2 separate regions of the Homo sapiens genome follow, and region 2 is linked to region 1. Evidence: chromatin loops called from intact Hi-C (ENCODE). Cell type or tissue: GM12878. All regions are shown on one strand. Each heading gives the region's core, and the rest is flanking DNA. Links, peaks and the distances in the headings are about the cores only.

Evidence for each region. A loop is a pair of places that touch in the nucleus more often than their neighbours do. Peaks named below come from ENCODE experiments on the same cell type or tissue, not always from the same donor. Only the 100,000 strongest peaks of a DNase experiment are listed, where the experiment ranks them.
Region 2: a loop joins it to region 1, with 2.7 times the contacts of the local background. A loop is called at or near these places in 8 of 110 quality-filtered maps.

What each region holds. Positions count from the first base shown.
Region 1 is chr18:10,554,661-10,567,305 of GRCh38, forward strand. No RefSeq gene overlaps it. Among named protein-coding and RNA genes, the nearest start is that of NAPG, 35 kb to the left of the region's middle. RefSeq lists enhancers at 5,342-5,401, 5,754-6,256 and a silencer at 5,832-6,126. In GM12878, for the core only: a CTCF peak has its summit at 5,974 (motif pointing right); DNase peaks (open chromatin) are centred at 5,711 and 5,981; H3K4me3 peaks cover 607 bases; H3K27ac peaks cover 800 bases.
Region 2 is chr18:10,684,221-10,686,720 of GRCh38, forward strand. The region is part of intron 49 of PIEZO2 (piezo type mechanosensitive ion channel component 2); the gene reads right to left. Among named protein-coding and RNA genes, the nearest start is that of LINC01887, 59 kb to the left of the region's middle. RefSeq lists an enhancer at 1,547-1,616. In GM12878, for the core only: no CTCF peak of the experiment used is centred there; a DNase peak (open chromatin) is centred at 1,491; H3K27ac peaks cover 1,753 bases.

The sequences.
Region 1 (12,645 bases), core at 4,841-7,340:
TCATAAAAAGTTGAATGGTCAGGAAGGACTGTGTTATGCTGCAGTAATAACCCTCAGATCTCTGGTTTAACATGACGAAGGCTCATTTCCATTCGTGCCACATGTCCACCACAGGTCAGCTCTGCCCCATGTCTGCTGCTCTCAGGGCAGAACAAGGGACCACAGATCCCGGTGATAGGAGAAAGGAACTCAAGATGGTCTTGTACCAGCAATGTGCTGCTCATCCCAGAAGTGAGACACCTGACCTACATTCGTTCACCAAATCATAAAGGGGCCAGAGCCTTTGGGCGCCTGTGGGGCAGAGGGAGAGGAGAACCAGCTATGCTAGGGATGATACAATCTACTTACATCTTAAAGCATTTGAGGTCAATCAGAAGTTATTTTTTATTAACTTTTCCTAATTCTCATTATAGGACTTTAGTAGAAAACAATATAGGCAATCATACAGCAGTCGCTGTTACGTTGTTACACACATTCCGGGTGGCTTCACCATATTATTACATGTAGCCCTGACAGTCATTCTCTTATCCCCATTTTTCAGGTGAGTAAACAAACTCAGAGGAATTAATTTACTCTGAATGTTTCTGATGTTAATATTCCTAATAGGAGATACTGTTTGAACTGGCTTCTTGGTTTTCTGTCATTTATGTTAAATGAAAAACAACAGTAGGCCAAATTGGAGGTTGAGCTTTTAATTTGATTTTTAAATAGGAATGTGAGCATTTGGTTGTTAAAAACTAAGCAGCGTGGTTCAGACTGGCTGGTTTCCTAGATCAGATGCTATGGCTTTCATCCTGTGGTAATCTCAGGTCTCAGATTTTCCTGCACTAAGGAGTTGGAACATCCAGGAAGATTGAAATCAGGGTCTCTGTCATAGAGATTTCTTTCTCCCTTTGCTTTTTCATGTCTCATACTTAACATTTTTCCATCAGATCTCAACATTTATCTTAATTCTGATCCAAGTAGTAAACCATACCGTGGGGAACATCAGATGCAGGGCCTGGCTGGCTGGGGAGCATCCTTGCAGAAGCGGCATCGGTAAGTGAAGGTTCAGGGCCTGAGCATGTAAAGGACAGCCCAGGATTTGGACATCACTTGACTCTTACTAAAGAAGTTCTTCCTTTTCCCCATGTGTAAGAATATGAACCTGGGTTAAGGCACCTTTTGTTGTAAACTATTCTAATATCTCTTAAAAAGCACGTTGGGCTTTCCTGTTGGGATTCTTTGAAGCCGATGGCAGTGGTATTGTGTGGTGCTGGAGAGTGTGGCTCTGAGCAAGTCTGCCTGCCTTGGATTCCTAACTGGGACCGCACAGCAGGCTGTGGGGTCCAGGCAGGCTGGCTTCCTCACCTGATAACCTGGGGACAACGGTACTTGCTGACAGGGCAGTTGTGGGGTTAGAGTTCACAGGTGCAAAGCTCTTGTAAAGAGTGATTTAAAAATGGTAGACAATAAACATTAGGATGATGGCTGAGAGAGTGAACTTAGTTCCTGTTCTGACAGTCAAACTTTCCTGATAACCAGTGCAATGCATTTCAGACTAAAGCCTAAGTCATTTTAGCAGACTTCATTTGGTTTTCAACATGGCCTGATGGTGGCTGAGGACAGTCTGTGAGGAGCTATCCTGTCCCCATGCCTGGGCACTCCCCAGTTGGCCACAGGATCTGCCTGTCTAGGTCCCTGCCTAGAGGCCGTTTTGCAGATTTTTGTCTGGGTCCTTCCCCACTCGGGGATGTTGCCTCGAGGCTGACATCTGCTATGCCCTAGCTTCCTCACCGGATAACCTGGGGACAACGGTACCTGCTGACAGGGCAGTTGTGGGGTTAGAGTTCACAGGTGCAAAGCTCTTGTAAAGAGCGATTGAAAAACAGTACACAATGGCCAGGTGTGGTGGCTCACGCCTGTAATCCCAGCACTTTCGGAGGCTGAGGTGGGCGGATCACGAGGTCAGGAGTTCAAGACCAGCCTGGCCAACATAATGAAACCCCATCTCTACTAAAAATACAAAAAATTAGCCAGGCGTGGTGGCAGGTGCCTGTAATCCCAGCTACTTGGGAGGCTGAGGTAGGAGAATCGCTTGAACCAGGAGGTGGAGGTTGCAGTGAACCAAGACCGTGCCATTGCCCTCTAGCCCGGGCGACGGTGCAAGAGTCTGTCTCACCAAAAAAAAAAGTATACGATAAACATCAAGACTGTCCTCAGCTACTCTACCTGTAATCGCCTCCCTCCACCCCAGATTGCTCTTGCTCTTGTTTGATTTGACTTTATAGCACTCCCCGGCTCTGGAAGTTGTGCTGTGTGTTGATGTTTTCGTTGTGTGTCTCCCCCATTAAAATGTGCTCCACGAGAGCCATGGCACCCTTTCTCCCTCTTCCTAGAACAGTGCTTGGCACATATTACACTTTCAATAACTGTTAATAACTACATGAGCAAAAGCACTCAGCAAATGCTATTCTGTTTTGATTGAAATTGGCAGGCCTTTAGTAATGTGGTTCCCACTCATTTCTACTCACCAATACTTACCCAACACTTTTAAAAACAAATAGACGCCATGCTACTCAGTTCATGAAGAATTTTATTTAACTTACGGGATTCTTTGTTTTCCCCAGCCCTCCATGCCTACTTTAGAGACTGAACATACCCTACTAGATAGTAGGCCAAGGCACATTCAGGATTTCAACATGTGCTTTGAGAAATACGTAAGCACATGGAAATGCTTTCAGCTACCTGCCTCTCAGGGCCCAGCATGGATCTCTTCCATGATTCTTGGGTGCCACCTTTTCCAAATCTCAGAGCCAAACCAAAAGCTTTTATTGCCTGAAGCTAAGATGAGATTTGGCAGTGATTTCACAGGAATGATACGTGAGGTGGGCAGTGATTGGGAAAGAAGAAATTAGAAACAAAATTGGTCTGAACGGCCCTGTTCAAATATTTGAACCTATACACAGAAATCTTGCTTCTCCTCTTTACTGAAAGTACTTCCGTAGCCCTTTCTAGAGGTTGGGCTTTACAGTTCAAGAAGTGGAACAATCTACACCTTACATGATTTGCACCGAAGACCTTGACGGGGACAGTCAGCACTTCAGTGGCTTATCACATAGACTGCTTGTTGGATCCTATCTTTGAAAGGGTTGTGTTAAAAATTGAACTCATGTTTCATTTTTTAAGTGTGATTTAGGTTCAGTCCTAAATAAAACAATGATATGTGCTTAGTTCTGCAATAACAAAGTCAAGTGTCCTTAGCTGAAGGACCACAAAACCACCATTGCACCTATGATTCAGGCCCATAAGTGAAGGACGGTCTTGCGCCCTAGCATTGTGACCCTGTCAGTCTTTGGGATGCTTTTGGTCATAGATAATTGAGAACAAACCTATTTGGAACATCTCATTCTCTTGTTCATGTCTCTGGAGGCTTCATTCTCCAGAATGGGAAGCAAATCCCCTAGCCAGCCCGAATGCCTCTCTTCCAGGATCTATACAGGAGAAAGACCAGAATTTTCCAAGCACCTGGCCTTTTTTTCTGAGTGCTTGTATGTTTCTATCATTGACCTAAATGATAGGATGAAATTAGAAGTGACACCAACAAAGTTTTGGTTTATGATGAAAGAGCACTTGTTAGTACTGAAGGACTGAGTGCGCCCCCACCACCATTCCTATTTTCAGAGCTGAGCATCATCTTAAATAATGTAATGCTATGATCCTAACTGATTGATTCTCTTGACAAAAAGAGTGAGTTAATGTATCCCTATTATCAGAGAAGAGAGTGGACAGTACAAGAAGAGGAAGTGAGTGGGGCAAAGGTGTTAGCATAGTCCCACTGAGACACATGAGGCTCCTCACACCTCAGTCCTTGTTCTTGCGGTGAGCATGGGCTGAGAGTCTCCATATGGACAGAGTGGCAAGCTGTGACCTCTGGCCCACAGGGACTCACTGGCCACCAGACCCTGGCTCTGTCCCCATCCTCTCAGCTCCTTACCTCCTCCATGTGCCTTGTAGACAGCTACAGGAGAGACAGAAAATTCACAGGCACAGATTGCTCTGATGGTCACCAGAAATTCCAGTGAGAATAGGGACAGGATGACAGAAGTTACTTGACAAGTGGAAATCAGCGTGGCCCAGGCATCTGGAGGGAGTTCCCTGACATCTCTGAGCTGCACAGCCACCTGGTCCAGGACATGCACGTACATGTTCCCCAAGTGAGCTAGAATGGTAGGGGTGCCAAAAGTTTCCAGAAGCTGCTGGTAATCCATCCTGGTCCGGGTGACTCCAGCCGGCAGTGACCCTGGAGTTAGGGGGTGCTCTACAGCCAGGCTGGCTACATGATTTGCAGGGCCCAGTGCAAAATGAACATGCAGGAAATGCAGAGACCTCCCTCTGCAGTCACTCTGTTGACCTGCCATGGTGTTTTTCGTTTGCTATTCCATGTCTTGCTTCAGGAACAGACCTGCGTGGGTGTGTGGACCCATGCCTTGTGACGTGGCACAAGGTGTGCATCCAGCCCAACCCTCCCTGTGCCCATCTCTGATGGGGAGTGCAGCTGCACTTTCTGGGCAGGGTCGGGGAGTGGGCTGCCAATGGCCCATTATTGGATGGACCCTGCAGGAGGATGCAGCCTCCACTGTCCCATCAGACTTAGCTTACAAAACATAAATTCTAAGATAGTTGTTGAGAACTTCAAGACATCCCCACGTGCAGGGCCTTCAGAGTGTGGGCCTTGTACATTTGCACTGGCCACCTGCCTGTGGAGCTACCGGGACTCCAGCACAAGGTGTCTGAGCCAGACTTCAGCATGTGGAAGCCAGGTGTCAGGGGCTTCAGGTGAGGCATGAATGGCCCCCTCTGGCATGCAGCTTTCATGTCTAGATGTGCACCTGGGAGCCCCTTGCACCCCTGACCCTGGCTTTTATTCCATCCTGGAGGAGTTTGCCATGGGCTGTGAGGATCTTAGATCCAAGGTCCACCCTGGGAGGGTGGCAAGGGTTCTCACAGGCCACGCAGTCATTTGCTGAGGCCTTTGAGGTTCTTTACTGAGGAATCAACAGAGGCAGATAACATTTCCTATGCTGACACGGGTCCCTTGTCACAGTTGAGCGTGCTTGAATTATTAAGCTCAGAGATTCCCCCTGGGAGTGAGGGGAGGACACCATTGTGGGGAGCAGGGGGAGGCTTAAGGAAGCCCAGGATGTTCTCAGGCTGCAGTAGCAAACCCTGAGACCCCATAAGAGTGCATAGGAAAGGCTGCTGAAGTTAGAGCCCAAGTTCATCCAGACATCTCTGACTCGCCTCTGAGCAGCTGTGACCTGGCGTGCCTGTGTCCACAGGCTTCCTTGTTCAGCCCTTGCTCTCTAAAGTACAGGGCATGTTTGGCTTGGTGACGACGCCACAGGCTGTCCATGTTGCCCTCTTGAAATGCCCCCTCACCCTGCCCCTCCCCAGCCTAGGCTGTGTGTCCAGCAGCAGCCATGAGCCCCCTGCTTACAGACGGAATGAAGGAAACAGGGCAGAGAGGGCACATTGCAAGTCTGTGGAGAAGCAGCCACAAGGGGTGCGACATGAGTAGATCACAGAACAGAAGGGAAACAGAGAGTGAGGGAAGGTGAGATGGAGGGAAGCCAGCAGCCCACGTGAGAAACGGGCAGGGAGGGAGGGAAGATGGTGGAACCCAGTTAGGTCTGTCCCGAAGCCTTGAGGGGGCTTTCCTGGGAGGGAGCTTAGCCGGGGCGTCCCCTGGGAGGTGCTTGTGCCTGGTGAGCTCTCGGGGCGGTGAGGCCCTCTCGTTGTCAGGGTCTTCTCCAGAGCGCTTCCCTGGCATCGGAGCTTATAACCACCTCATGCTGCCTTCCACTAGCAAACGTTTTTGGAATGGAACGAACACGTTTATTTGCAATTTATTCCCCGCCTTCCCTCTGTTTTTGGCATAAGAAACAATTCAGGTTTATCAAGGAGAGTCCAGGGTCAGAATTTTTCTAACCACCAGGTGGCGCAGAGCAAGCTTACAGATTCCAGAGCAGGGAGAAAGCTGGTCCTGACTAAAGCACCAGGGCCCACTGCGACCAAGACTTTACGCGGACCAATCCCAAGCCTACTACCCTACCGACAGAGAGTGAGGATAAATTATAGAATTGGTGCATAGGATTTGCGCTTACCGATCAGATGAAAACTTGCAGCCAGGGTGTGTTCTTTGAAGTACACATGCATGTACACAGACACTCGGCGTGCAAATGCTTATTCTATTCACCCCTTGTCCCTTTCCTGGCCCTGAGCCGTGACAAAATGACATGGTGGATAACAGCTGTTCTGAGTGTGGCTGAGGCTCTGTCCTGGGCACTGCTTCTCTAGGGCGGTTCTCTGTGTGGTCTGTTCTTTCACTGCCCATCATTGAGCATCCCTGGCCCTACTCAGGAAATACTCATGGCATCCCTCAAGAACCATGATAAGCCAAAAATGTCCTCACACGTGTGCAGGGGCTGCACCCTGGGTTGGGGTATTGTCCCCTCCTGGGAACCACAGACAGATTTGAAAATGCAAGATCCCTCTTTTTCACCCCTCTGCCGTAAACACTTAGGAAATGTCTGCACACACCATCATAGATCTGCGCTGTCCTATGGGATAGCCAGCTGTTAGGATTTCAGTTAATTAAAATGAAAAATAAAATACAGTTCCCTTCTTTGGTCACACTAGCCATATTTCAAATGCTCCATAGCGCCATGTGGCTACTGGCTACCATTTTGGACAGTGCACACATACACAGAAGGCATCTCTATCACTGCAGAAAGTTCTATTGGATAGCCCTGGTCTGGAATATTCTTTTGAGGCACATCTAAGCACTGTTTTAGCCCCAAGCCACAGAACCCTGCATTAGAGGACCCAGTGCAGGAGTGTCTGACAAACCAACCCTGGCAATTTAGCAGCCACAGCACTCAGAGGACCCCTTCCCCCCACAGGTCATGTAGGATGGAGGTCTGCTCTGAAGCTCTGGAAGCAGCTCTTACCGGTCACCCCTCATTTGTCTGCCTCTCTCTGAGTCCTGGAATCCTACACAGGCTACATCAGGGTGTGTATTGTCTGGGCCCCCAAGCAACCTGTCATCTTTTTTGTCTGACTGACTGGATTTATTCTCTCCTCCTTGAAAGTTCACAATGTCACCGAAAGACAAAGTCCTTGGCTCTTTTTTCCCTTTCCAACTAGATTATTGGAGTAGAGGAAGGTTTTCCTAGTTTAGCTTCCCAGAGACATTCAAAAGTTTCTGATAGGAATACCCGCTACTGGCCGGGCGCGGTGGCTCACACCTGTAATCCCAGCACTTTGGGAGGCCGAGGCGGGCAGATCAAGAGGTCAGAAGATCGAGACCATCCTGGCTAACACAGTGAAACCCCGTCTCTACTAAAAATACGAAAAAATTAGCCAGGCATAGTGGCGGGCACCTGTAGTCCCAGCTACTCAGGAGGCTGAGGCAGGAGAATGGTGTGAACCCGGGAGGCGGAACTTGCAGTGAGCTGAGGTCACGCCACTGCATTCCAGCCTGGGTGACAGAGCCAGACTCCGTCTTAAAAAAAAAAAGAAAAAGAAAAATACCCCCTGCCCTACCCTACCCTCCTCTGAGTTACACAGAGATCGTTAGGCAGTAAGTGCTTGGAAGCAGGGAGGCATGAAGGTTCCTCAGTAAAACACTGTGGGAGTTGCCTTCAGGATATCCACCACCCTGCCCAGACAGGCTTTGCTGCTCCCAGTAACAATGATATGTAAGCGATTAGTGCACAGAGAAAGAGCGAGAGGGGGAGATGGATTTGCACTAGAAGCTCCACAGGTGAAGGTATGAGCCTTCTGAAGAATCGAGGGCCCACCCAGTACTTTTTTCATCTCAACTGTTTGTTTCTTAACTCTTTCCAGCATGCGGCATTTCTCAGAGTGAGTCACAGATGGTTATTCTGAAGAGATGCTCCTTGAAAAAAATTCCAAAAAAAAAAAAAAAACCCAGCTGAAAATGTTTAAGAAACTCTATGTAATATTTTCTGGAACTACATGCCACAGCCTATTAAAGGTTTTGAGAAGTGCTATAGACAAGAAAGCCCTTGAATATTGTTTGACTCAGCACGTCTGTAACACACTGGACTGTAGTGACCTCTCAGAAAACATCCACTCACACTCTGTGGACGAAATCCCAGGAATACACAACCATGATATACTACCCGCAGGTTGTCCACCCCACACCTCAAAGGCAGTGATGTGAAGGTTTTCTGAGTTCAAGCTTCTGCTGCACAGCAGCACTGAGCTCTTGCCTGCCCGAGAGAAGGAATTTTTACCATGGTGAGAAATAGCCATTTCATAACCCTCATAGCGCTAGTGAGAAAAGATATCTTATTATCATTGGCAACCACAACTGCACTGGCAGCCACACAGCACTTTACAGTTTACAGAGGGCATCGTTAGTTTTCAATGCCTAACAACCCTGGGCAATAGGAAGACCATTATCAGGGTAGGATCATTTCCACAAATTTAAGAAATTTACCCTAAATCATTGAGTTGGTGGAGTAGAAATTCACAATGAAATCTTTTGCTTCTAAGTCCCTGGTGTTTTTCTCTATCAAGTGTGATCCAGGGTGGCGTTTGCTGCCAGGGGCTTCTTCCAGCCACATGCTGTAGTTCTGCTCCCTAGACCTAGGGTAAAAGTCTACTTCTGTTGCTGTTGTTAAGGCCCAGGACTTGGAATTAATAGACAAGGATTCCAATTCCAGGTGTGATATCAGAAAACCCATAAACCCCTCTACACTAGCTTCCTCTTTGGTGATCATTCCTCTTCGGTGATCGTTCCTGCTTAGCATGGTTGTCAGGATGTGCTAAGACGGAAGAGAATAGAACACGATTTACGCTTCAAGGAGCTTAAGGACCCCAAATGAGCTGATCCACCCTTGACAGGCAGCGTAGTCCAGTGGTTACCGGAGAGGACTCTGGAGGCGCCCTGCAGGGGTCAATGCCAGTGCCCCGGGCCACATGACCTTGGGCAAGTGACTTTCCCTCTCTGGGCCTCTGTTTCTCCACCTTTACATGGGGTTCTTTGGAGTCCTCACAGCTGAGTTGTTGGAGAATTGAATGAGGAAACATATGCAAGCCACTTAGAATGATGCCTGGCACACGTTTGGGAAGTCACTTTAGAAGGGCCTTTCTGGGAAGGATGTAGAAGGTGAACCCAACAACCCTGACGTGGTCAAGTCCATTTGCCAGGCTGAGGCTGGGTGGTGGCTTGGCAGCTTCTGGACGGCAGGGAACCGGTTTATGGACAGGCTGGCACTGCTCTTTCAGTTTTATGTTTCAAATTCCGAATTTCCAAAGGAAAACATCTGGTCTCTCAAAGGAACCAATGAAGGTGAAACGGCTGGCATTTATCCCAGGTGACGGTGGCAAGAGTACAAATCTGAAGTCTGACTGCATTGCCTCTGACTCAGCAGACCTGTCCTCAGCCCAGAAAATGCCATGTCCTCGCTGGGCTCAGCTCAGCATCCCTGAGGGTGAAATCCACCCCTTTTCTATGCTTGGTCCAAGCGTCTATGTGTGGTGTGCCCTGCCCTGGGCCCTGGCTCTTGGCCTCAGGCCGTGATTGCATTTCCACCGCCAGGAAGGAAGACCTGTGCTCTCGTGTGAGGACCAGCTGGCATGTACTTAGCGTAGACACAGGATCTATCAGGGCAGGGCTCGCAGAGCAGAGCAGAACAGGGGGCGTCTGCTCACCCTCCCAAAGGTATCGGTCCCATCCTGGCTCACCTCATCCCTTTTTTGGGGGCCCCTTCTCCTCTTCCAGACTTTTTAAATAGGGGTTGGGGCTCCCCCTTTCTCTCTTTTCTCTCTTTGTGGACACAGTACTTCCTGTGGGTAATTTTTCTGATGATTCTTGAATTTCAGCCTCTGCACCAGATCCGCCTCCTGAGTCACGCCAGGCCAGGGTACAGGGTCCCTGGGTTCTCACAGGCTCCATCTTACCTGGGAAACTCTATCCTCCCTTCACCTACTTTGGGGATGACCACAACACAGACGGCTCAGGTCTTGGGGGCAGCACTGAAGGGGGATGGGGAGACACCTTCTTTCAGGTGTTTTCTCCACAGCAGCCTGGCTCTCAGCCCATCTCCACCCACCCAGGGGTGCTGGCCCATGGCAAGCACAGGGATGCCTGACACTGTCATCGGCCCCCAGGATGCACCCCAGGGCTTGGATGGGAAGTGGGATACAAGATGTTCATAGTTCACCATCAGGGGCTATAGTCTGGGGGCTGGAGGGACTGGCATTGACTTGATGGTCATCAGAGACCTGGACCTCAGTTCCAGGGGCCCTGACCCACCTGCCTTTCAAGGGACCCTAGCTCCCAGGCTCTGTTTCTCCCTACACCTGCTTTTAGCCCCAGTTTTTCATGGCTTTAATTTTTCAACTCTGGGTTGGTGCTTTTTCAATCCCTATCTTCAGCCATGACTCTTCTAAAATTTCAGCCCCACCCAGTTGTTTATTATCTCGTTGACGTGAAGCTCCATGAACCCAACTCCCTCCTCCCATTCCTCTACCTCCTACTTAATTCCCTTCATGTTGTGTTTGGTTCTTCCAATCCTTCCTTGTCCCAATGATCAAGTCTTGATTGTTGTCACCATCTCTGTCATTGTGAAAATATCATTTTTATCATGGTTACCATAGGCTTGACTGATAGGAATTGAGCACATCAATACACTTTTTTTTTGGTTTTTTTTTTTTTTTGGAACAAGACACCCTGCTGAAATCCAGCCTTGTGGCCAGGAGGATGTGGCTGTCGGTGAGGAGGCCCTGAGTCTGGGCTCTCATGCCGGTGCCCGCTGTCTCATCTCTTTACATTACTCCATGTGCTTTTCTCAAACCACTCCCTGCCTTTGGCCCCACAGCACCCTAGCTGTGCGTCCGCCTGGCTCCCTCTGCCCCGCCCCTCATGTCCACACACCCCAGCCCTCCCACTGGAAAGGTCAGGTTCGAGTGCCCCTTCCAGCCCCTCCTGCCATGTCATCTCCAGTTCATTCCACCCCGCTCACTGGGTGCCAAGCCCACTGTGACCACTGGAAACAGGGACCCATCTGCCTGTCACTTTAACCACCATGACCCCTGGAAACAGGGGCCCATCTCTCTGTCATTTTAACCACCGCGACCCCCAGAAACAGGGACCCATCTGCCTGTCACTTTTGTCTGGACTGTGCTTGTTTCAGGTGCTTGTATTAACTCCCCTCCCAAGTTCTAACCCCTTGTGACCCAGCAAACTCCTTCTAATAAAGTGAGCTCAGACATCTGCTACTGGCTGAACAAAGGGAAGTAGGCAGATTCCCTGATGTTCTCAGGCAAGCAGTGGAGGTGGAAGCTCAGAAGCAAGGCTGCCCACGCGTCCCGCTTCCCGCGGTCTGGACAGCTGGCTGAAAGTGGTGTGAACACAGCTATGTGTGAGCCAAAAGTTCTGTAAATGAGGGAGTTTCACCCTTTAAAGAAATTGTTCATGAAGAAAAGAGTCAACTTCATTTGTCTTTGGTTTAAATCTTGGCCTTACATTAAAGTGAGGTTCAAATATATTTTCAAATCTTCTCATATTCACTCCTGTGCGCATGTTCTTCACATGAGTTTGTGTGTGACTGTGTATAAGCACATGCATACATAGCTCCTAGCTGCATCAGAAAGACAACAAAAACAAAAACTGTCCCACGCAGTTTTTATTTATTTTTTTTTAGGAACACGTCTAGAGTCCTTCCTATGTGCTAGGCACTCCCCGAAGTGCTTTTGCAGGTATTAACTCATTTAACCTTTGTAAGGATCTTACGAAGTACATACTGTTACTACATTTGATTGGTAAATGAGGAAACTAAGGTACAATAATCTTTCTGTTAACCAATTCATTACTCATTCATTGGTTAACTTTGACTCACCTCGATCCATATTCTGACTCCCAAAACATCAGGAACACTGTTCATGTGTAAGTCATGGAAGAGCAGGACTGCCTTCAGACAGGGCATAAACACAACTTCATTGACTTTCCTGGGTAAAGATTGAAGGCTCATCACCATTACAATTTCCATTACTTAGCCAATTGTACTTTGATCCAGGAGGTGGGGTAATTTGCAACTGTTCTCATAGGTTTTCATTGGATTTACATATTTAATCTAATATATCATTGAGAAAGAGTTTACCAATCCACCAGACATAGGAAAAGAAAGCGAGGGGAAAACCACAAATACTGTGGGAATTCTCTGAAGAGTTAGGGTGACCAGCCATCTTGCATCTTGGTTTGTTTGCCTGGGCTGAGAGGTTTCTTTCTTTCTTCTTTTTCTTTTCTTTTCTTTCTTTTTTTTTTTTTTTTTTGAGACCGTGTCTTGCTCTGTTCCCCAGACTGGAATGCAGTGGCCTGATCACTGATCATGGCTTACTGCAGCCTCCACCTCCTGGGCTCAAACAATGTTCCTGCCTCAGCCTCCCAAGTAACTGGGACTACAGGTGTGCACCCCCATGCCTGGCTAATTTAAAAAAAAAAATGTTTGTAGAGATGAAGTGTCACTCTGTTACCTAGGCTGTTCGTGAACTGGCCTCAACCAGTCTTCCTGCCTCGGCCTCCCAAAGTGCTAGGATTAAAAGCATAAACCACTGTGCCTGGCCACTACC
Region 2 (2,500 bases), core at 1-2,500, 120 kb after region 1:
AGTGGCGCGATCTTGGCTCACTGCAAGCTCCACCTCCTGGGTTCACGCCATTCTCCTGCCTCAGCCTCCCAAGTAGCTGGGACTACAGGTGCCCGCCACCATGCCTGGCTAATTTTTTGTATTTTTAGTAGAGACAGGGTTTCACCATGTTAGCCAGGGTGGTCTCAATCTCCTGGCCTCGTGATCTGCCCGCCTCGGCCTCCCAAAGTGCTGGGATTACAAGCGTGAACCACTGCGCCCGGCCTGTTTTTTTTTTTTTTTTTCTTGATGGAGTCTTGCTGTCGCCCAGGCTGGGGTGCGGTGGTGCAGTCTCAGCTCACTGCAACTTCCACCACCTGGGCTCGAGAGATTCTCATGCCTCAGCCTCTCAAGTAGCTGGGACTACAGGCACACATCACCACACCCGACTAATTTTTTATATTTTTAGTAGTGACAGGGTTTCACCATGTTGGCCAAGCTGGTCTTGAACTCCTGACTTCAAGTGATCCACCTGCCTTGGCCTCCCAAAGTGCTGGGATTACAAGCGTGAGCCACCACATTCAGCCTCCCCTCCCTTTTCAAAGGCATTGTCCCCTTCCTGTCCTGCGCTGCTCCGTTACCCCTTTCCTAGGCCATTCAACTCTTTCTTTTTTATTTTTTGAGATAGTGTCTTGCTCTGCTGCCCTGAGATAGTCTCTTGCTCTGCTACCCAGACCAGAGTGCGGTGTCGTGATCATGGCTCATGGCAGCCGCTGGTAACTCAGCTCCTCACTGTGCTTCCTGCTTGGTGTTCCTGTTGCACTGCATTTCCAATCAGCTTCCTGAAATGTTCTGGAAAGTGGTGCATGGAAGTCATGGTATAAGCAGAATAAGAGTGAGTGGCCTGCACTGTGTGTGCTCGGACCAACATTTTGCCTTTCAGGTTATTGCTCTTGCTTCATAAAGTGTGTTTGTAAAGCCCCTGCAGCCTGTCACATTCAATGTGGAATCACACCCAGGAAGAGTTACTGTTAAGAGCAGCTTATTATTCCACTTCATTCCAGACAGGGGATCAATAATAGTAACTTTTCAGACTAGTACTAACCAGGGCCAGATTCATTCAGACTCCCCAATATCACCTCCCACTTACCTAAATGTCTCAGGAAGTTTTGCCATGGATGATTTCAAAGGCTAATATCCTGAAGTAGCCATTGGTTTAGCATAGGATGGAAGTATATACTTAAGTAGCTGTGATATATTAAAATGAGGCTTCTTATTTCTTTAAAATAAAAAGGTAATTTAAGTCTTTGTTGGCATGCATGCCTCGAGTTATAGGCCAGAACGAGCCTTCCCTCATTGGGAGGCGGGGTGGTGGCTGCAACCACCTCATGACAGTGTGAAAAATGTCACCTGGTGGCTCCAAGGCAGTGAGCTGAAGAACAGAGCAGCTGCCGCTTCTTCCAACAAACACGGTCTTGCATCCGTGCAGATGGTCACACTGGGTGGGATCATTCAGGGGCTTTTGTGATTTGGAAACCCCCTTCCTAAGCACCGTGACCTGTTCGCCCAAGTGAAACGGCGTCTCACTGTCAGTTTCCCGAGCCTTCTGGCAGCTCTTGTACCTAAAGGGCCTTGTCTTCCCATGCTCTCAGCAGAGGAGCTCCCCCATCTTATGGAGAACGCAGGCTGCGGGCACGAGATTGCGCCTTACTGGCCTCTCCTCCTCCTGCCCTTTCTGCAGGATGGTGATGGCTCTTTGCCACAACTGACTCGCTCACTTGTGCCTCTGACTCTACAATCTCCAGACCCCCATCAGAACTTCCTGATATTAGAATTTTTACTATTTTCTTCTGGCTTTTCCTTATCGTCTCCAGAGAGGTCCAAACACTCCCCATTTTGAAATTATCCTCTGGGCTTGCTTCTCTTTTGAACTAATTATCTCTCTGTGCCCTTGTTGGGCTTGATCCCTCCAAGACGCTGCCTCCAGTGAGCTCCTAAGTCCCTGCAGTTGGGTGTCAGCACCCATCCTACCTTTGAAACTCATTGTGCAAAGATCACTAGCAATCTAGCGAATATAAGATTCAACATCTATTCTCAGTATTCACGTATCCCAAACTCTACATATTTGGCTTCTTGAATTTCTCTTCTCTCTCTGGGTCTAAAAATGTGGAAGGAATGAATAGATGAGGATAGAAGAGTAGGATAGAAGGTAAACCAGGAAAGAACCAGTAGCTTAAGCTCCAGAGAGTCAGAGACAAGAGAGGATGGGTGGATCTATTTCAGGTAGCCAGGACAGCATAGGGAGGCACTGAGATATGTGCGTTTGTAAATAGGCAACTCTTTTTAGTTGTTGCTCAACAAACATTTACTGTGTGTCTAGGCTCAGGGTATTAAGTGATTCCTAGGCCATATATGGATGAACAGACACTGAGCTTGCCATCACAGAGCTCATAATAGACAGAAAAAGAGACAACAAGCCCCAATGTGGGAAGTATTAAGGGTTGTTGGGGCCCACAGTGAAAGATGGGGTCTAGACTTGAGG